2 separate regions of the Homo sapiens genome follow, and region 2 is linked to region 1. Evidence: chromatin contacts called from ENCODE Hi-C or POLR2A ChIA-PET data. All regions are on one chromosome and are shown on one strand. The core of a region is the stretch at or near the end of the contact, and the rest is flanking DNA. Distances in the headings are between cores, read along the strand shown.

Region 1 (2,605 bases), core at 59-2,558:
CTACTTAGTCCAGCACCCTCATTTCCAAGGGGTGACCTGGAAATGACTCAAGAGTTGGGTAGTGACCCAAGAGTGGGTTGGAGCTGGGGGTGTGTACAGGGTATGTCTCCTTTCCTTGAGCCAGGGGCGATGTTGGTGCTGGAGGCTGCATCATTCCCTAGACCAAGTTAGTCCAACCTGGTGCCTGCAGGTCGCGTGCAGCCCAGGATGGCTTTGAATGAGGCCCAACACAAATTTGTAAACTTTCTTAAAATATTATGAGTTTTTTTTTGCAAATTTTTTTTTTTAGCTCATCAGCCATCATTAGTGTTAGTGTATTTTATGTGTGGCTCGAGACAATTTTTTTCTTTTAATGTGGCCCAGGGAGCCAAAAAATGGGACGGCCCTGCCCTAGACAGAGGGTAACGACAATGATTCCCGTTGGAGCACTGGACACAGAGCAATGATTCCCGTTGGAGTGCCGGACACAGAGCAATGATTCCCGTTGGAGCACTGGACACAGAGCACTCCGTCCCTGTGATCACATCTAACCCCTAAATAGCCCCAACAGGGCATTTTCATTATTACCATCACTCATGTCATGCACAGGTGAGGAAACTGAGGCACAGCATGGCTCCATGCCTTGCCTAAGTTCTCACAGCAAGGCAGGAGCAGACCCAGGCCTTGAACTCAGATCTCAAGGTGAACACGGTCCTCTTGGAGGCCAGGGTCACACCAGAGGGTCCCACATGCAGGGACGGGGTAAAGGATTCTCCACTTGCCCCAGCAAATTTTCAGACACCAAGGCCTGTGGGACAAGGCCTGGCTGCTGTGAGGCTGAATAAGCAAACCAGTGGAAGAACAAAGAAGAATGGTTCTTTCTGGAACCTCTAGTTTGTTCTTTGAGCACATTAAATATGCCCCTGTAACCTTGCTGACTCTCTTCATTGGCTCTGTAAACCCTCAGTGGCTGTCGCGGGCATTTTTTGTACACACTGTATTTAACACAGAGCCAGATGCACCAAAGGGCTCAGCATATATTTGTTGAATAAAAGAAAGAAAGCCTCAAGGGAAAATTTATCTAAATTACAACGATTTTTCCATTTGTGCGTGCAGTTGTGGACTGTGGAGGTTGACAGAGCTCCTATGAAGTACTAGGCCCAACTTGGAGTCTTCTCATAGCCCTGGGAGGCAGGTCCCACTGATATCTCTGGTTAATAGACAGGGAAACGGAGGCACTCCCCTGTGGCTCTGCATTGGTCGAGCCGGCCTGATTCTTTGTCCCTCCCACTGTCTGCTGCCTGGCACTGCCTCTGAGTCACAAGAGGCTGAAAGTGACCTCTGGGCGTCTATAATTAGGCCCTGCCTGACGTCAGGGCAGACGGATTTTCTGGCTTGGCCAACGTCGGCCTATCGTTCACTGCGTGCCAGGCACTGAGTTAAGTCCATTACATGCATTCCCTGACACTTGCAGCAACCCCACTAGGCCCCCATTCTCCAAGGAGAAAACTGAGGCCCAGGAGGGTCATGCCCTGGCCTGAGGTTACTCAGCTGGGAGGAGGTTGAGGCTGGATTTGAGCATAGACCTCTGCAGCTCCGGTAGCCACCAGGCTCTGTCAGTGATCAGTGGTAGCTGTATATTTCTAGATCAAGGGAAGGTTTCAACTGAGCCAGCAGGACAGAGGTGTGCTGAGGCTTGGTGGGCACTGGCCATTCTCACCTCTGACCACTGGCTTCCTAGCTTACTCTGCTCCTTTTTCCTCTTTCTCTAATTTTTTCCCACCTCCTGGCCTTTGCACATGGCTTTGCCTTTGCCTTTGCCTGAAATGCCCTTCACCCATATCCTCCTGTGTCCAGCTCCTTCTTATCTATCAGGTTTCTGTGTAATTGTCACCTCCTCCAGGAAGTCTTCCCTGACCACACCTGCTTCCAGTCTGTTGAGTTATTTTCTTCTTTGAACTGATCTCCAGGTGAAATGATCTCTACCTGTTTATTGCTTGTTTCTTCAACTAGATGTGAACTACATGAGGGCAGACTGTGTCTCTCTTGTTCCTTATGTCTCCAGCCTCGGGGACTCAGCTTAGCACAAAGTAGTTGTCCTAAAAATAGTCGTTAAGTGAGTGACTAACTGAAGGTGAGGGCTTCCCGGGGCAAGAAGCCACCAGGTTGGATGAACAGGTGAACATCTATGGGGACAGAGCCTCAGGTTGCCTGTATGCCCCAGAGCGGGATCTCCGCCAGATGTAGGGGGTCAAGGAGTAGGATCCCGCCTCTTGGAGAGGGAGTCTGGGCTCTGTGCAACAGGGCACTGAGGACAGCCAGTCCAGGTCTGGGACAGTGTGGCCTCTCTTTTTGACATGGGGACATCAGACACTGGTGGCTCCTGGGTCAGAGCCAGTTCTGGATTGTGGCCTGGGTGTCCTGATAAGCCAACAGCCTTTGTCAGGCCGAGCTCCAGGGACCTGCCTGGTGGAGCAGGAAGGACTTGAAGGTGGGGTTGCCGGAAGGTGAGAGACAGGTGTGACCTGGGGTAGGGAAAGAGGGATGTTTGTCATGACTTGGCCTGGCTGCCTTCTTTCCCAAGGCCTGGCGTCTCCATCACGCAAGCTTGTTGAAGGAATGAATG
Region 2 (2,605 bases), core at 79-2,578, 35 kb after region 1:
TTTGCCCGTGGCCTCTGCCTATTTGCCTCCCCACCAGGGAGGACTCAAGTCTCACCCATGCCTATAGAGCAGCCCCCAGATCCCTAAAGCCGTGCATTAGTGGGAGGGGGCAGCTCTGTGGCAGGGCCAAGGGCCAGGGCGCTAGGCCCTGCCGTATCTCAACAGGGATGTGTGGGTTTGGTGGGTAAGAAGTCGAGGTGCTTTAGAGGTGGGGCAAGGACATAAATGTTTGATCCTGCACCTTGTTCCTGACCCTGCGACCGTTCAATACCTGGTCCTGACCTCACCCCTGGGTCCCTGGGTCTGTATACTCCCCTTTCTCACTATGCTCCTAAATTTCTCACATCCACCAGGTTCCTGGATGAGTGAATGTGGTGCAAAGGCCCTGTGGTCCACACAGTCTGGGGTCCTTTTCCCTTCTATTCTCACATGTTGGTTGCTGTGTGTGTGTTTCTGTCCCGCAAGCAGGAAAACATGCTTCAGTGCCTGTTTGTTTTTGTTCATGTACGTGCAAGGGCCCTTGTGTCTTCATGGTGGTGAAGAACATGAATGCTGCTGCCAGCCTGCCGTGGGTTCAAATCCCAGCTCTGCTAGTTACCAGATGTGTGACTTCAGGCAAACCATGTAACCTCTCTGAGTGTCATCTGTAAAATGGGGATGAAAACAGCACTTAGCCTTGTTGTAAGAATTGAATGAATAACACAGACAAACTGTTGAGAAGAGCATTTGGCCCATGGTAAACTCTTGTAAGAGATAGCCCTGGTGAGAATGGTTTGTGGGTGTGGGTGTGTGTACATGTAAGTATGTGTATCTATGAGTGGATGTGGCAAATTGGGCCCAGAATCTTATGCAAGCAGGTTCATATATTACGCTTGTGTTTTTATACCTGTGTGAACCGCATGTGAGCTGTACATGTGTGATGAGTAGGTCAGACCTGGTAGACAAGAGACTCTTGCAAGGAGTGGATTTGTGCTTGCTTAAATATTTCATATCAGTGTTCATTCAATTGATTAACAATTCTACTCTTCGTGTAGAAGAGTTTGTAGGAAAATATAACTTGCTCTTTTTGCAGGAAGTAGTATTATCTGCCTGAAGACCCACTAGAAAGAGGGACTTCTCTTGCCCCTTCCAGCTTGGAATCAGGGACGTTGCCCCCTAGGCAGGAACTAGGGAATGCTCACGTGCCCAGGGTGGGCTGGTAAGGCCCTTTGCTCAGCCTGTAACTATGTATCTGCAAGGCTGGCTTCAGGAGCCTCTCCCTGGGTCCACTGGGGAACCACCTCCCTCTGGTGTACTATGAAGGCCAAGGGAGGTGTTGGCCCCAGTCCTTCCCCCTGAGTGTTTTTATTCTGTCCTGAGGTTCACATTTCAGTTTTAAATTTAGCCACTCGCGAAGCCTTATGTAACCCTGGCAGATTTGTCTTTCCAACTCTGGCTCCTGTGTGGCAATTGGGGCCCGCTCCAGCCTTTTTGGAAAGGAAGAGAATCTAAATGATCAGGAGAGGAAACAGAGGGGCCAAGAGACCCTAAAAGTTCCCCTCAGTCTCTCCCTGAGACACATCCCATTTCTTAATCATTTCTCTCTTTTCGAGAGCCTCTATGCCACCTGGCCACTTCCCTCCTTTTTTTGATCACATGAAGCTGGTGCCAGGATACTTAACTGGAAGTCATAAGATGCAGGTTTGAGACCTGACTCACCTCGGGGTCTCTACATGACCTGGGGCAAGACCCTTCAGCTCCGTGGACCTCAATTTCCCCACTTATCCATGGAGGCTTCAGTTCCTCCCCCCTGGTTGTCTCTGAGGGCACCATGTGGATTCAATAGATGGGAGTGTGTTTATGAACTGTGATTCACTTACGTCTTCTCTTGAGTTTCCCAGAAGCCCTGGCTCTAGAAATCTTTATTGATTAATTTGTGGCTGGGAAGGGGAGTATGAGGTATGGTCAGGGGGCTCAGAAGGGGGCTTAACTTTTGTTTCCTCAGAGCCTGGCAGGCACATAGAAGGTGCCAAGCAGTTGGTGGTTGAATGGATGACACCTTCCTGGGGTGATCATTTTTGGAATGTGGCCCACCCAAGGTCACACAGCCGGTGAGGACCAGCTGGTAGCTATTCTCTCTGCTGTGAGGGCATGGACCCTGGTGGGTGACACCAGCCGCCATTGTGCATGTCCTATGTGTGCGTGTCCAGGAGGCGGGGGGTGGGGGATTAGCATTCATAGGGCACATGGCCGCTAGAGGAGGCTGCCTGGTCCCCCGTGGGAGGCCGGATGTTCCAGCCATTGGGCCAGCTTGTCTCGGGAGGGGCGAGAACCTGACACCCCCAAACACTTGGTCCTGTCACTCCTGGAGGATTTGGTGAGCTGGTGGGTGACTTGGTCGGGTACATGCTGAGCTGGGTGGCTGGGAGGTAGGGAAGTTGGTACATTCCTTGTGAGCCCAGCACTGCAGGACAGTAGGACATGGCACATAGTAGGTGTTTCATAAATATTTTTATATGAATAAACAACCAAAAAATTATTGATCTCATTGCCTAAAACCTCAACCAGTCTTCCATAACTCAATATATATGTTCCTCCCATGATCTCAAAACCTAAATTCAGAAAC

The links. Hi-C counts contacts between places; a loop is a spot of excess contacts on that map. ChIA-PET counts read pairs that join two places held with the same protein, here RNA polymerase II (POLR2A). Pooled maps may share reads with other maps.
Region 2: a loop to region 1 is called in a map of gastrocnemius medialis, with 6 times the contacts of the local background. The contact joins two enhancer-like sites. A Hi-C loop is called at or near these places in 5 of 168 maps with a recorded cell type or tissue (Caco-2, IMR-90, dorsolateral prefrontal cortex and 2 more) and 7 of 50 pooled maps. POLR2A ChIA-PET finds 5 or more read pairs at or near these places in 6 of 52 experiments (B cell, Caco-2, HepG2 and 3 more).

Annotation. Positions count from the first base shown.
Region 1 is chr22:27,685,439-27,688,043 of GRCh38, reverse strand. The region is part of intron 4 of CPMER (cytoplasmic mesoderm regulator); the gene reads left to right. Among named protein-coding and RNA genes, the nearest start is that of CPMER, 28 kb to the left of the region's middle. Within about 2 kb of position 1,308, at least 17 of the 41 ENCODE cell types and tissues checked have a DNase peak (open chromatin) inside an H3K27ac peak, as active enhancers do; they include gastrocnemius medialis and psoas muscle, where a contact is called at or near this core.
Region 2 is chr22:27,650,405-27,653,009 of GRCh38, reverse strand. No RefSeq gene overlaps it. Among named protein-coding and RNA genes, the nearest start is that of CPMER, 63 kb to the left of the region's middle. Within about 2 kb of position 1,328, at least 5 of the 41 ENCODE cell types and tissues checked have a DNase peak (open chromatin) inside an H3K27ac peak, as active enhancers do; they include gastrocnemius medialis and psoas muscle, where a contact is called at or near this core.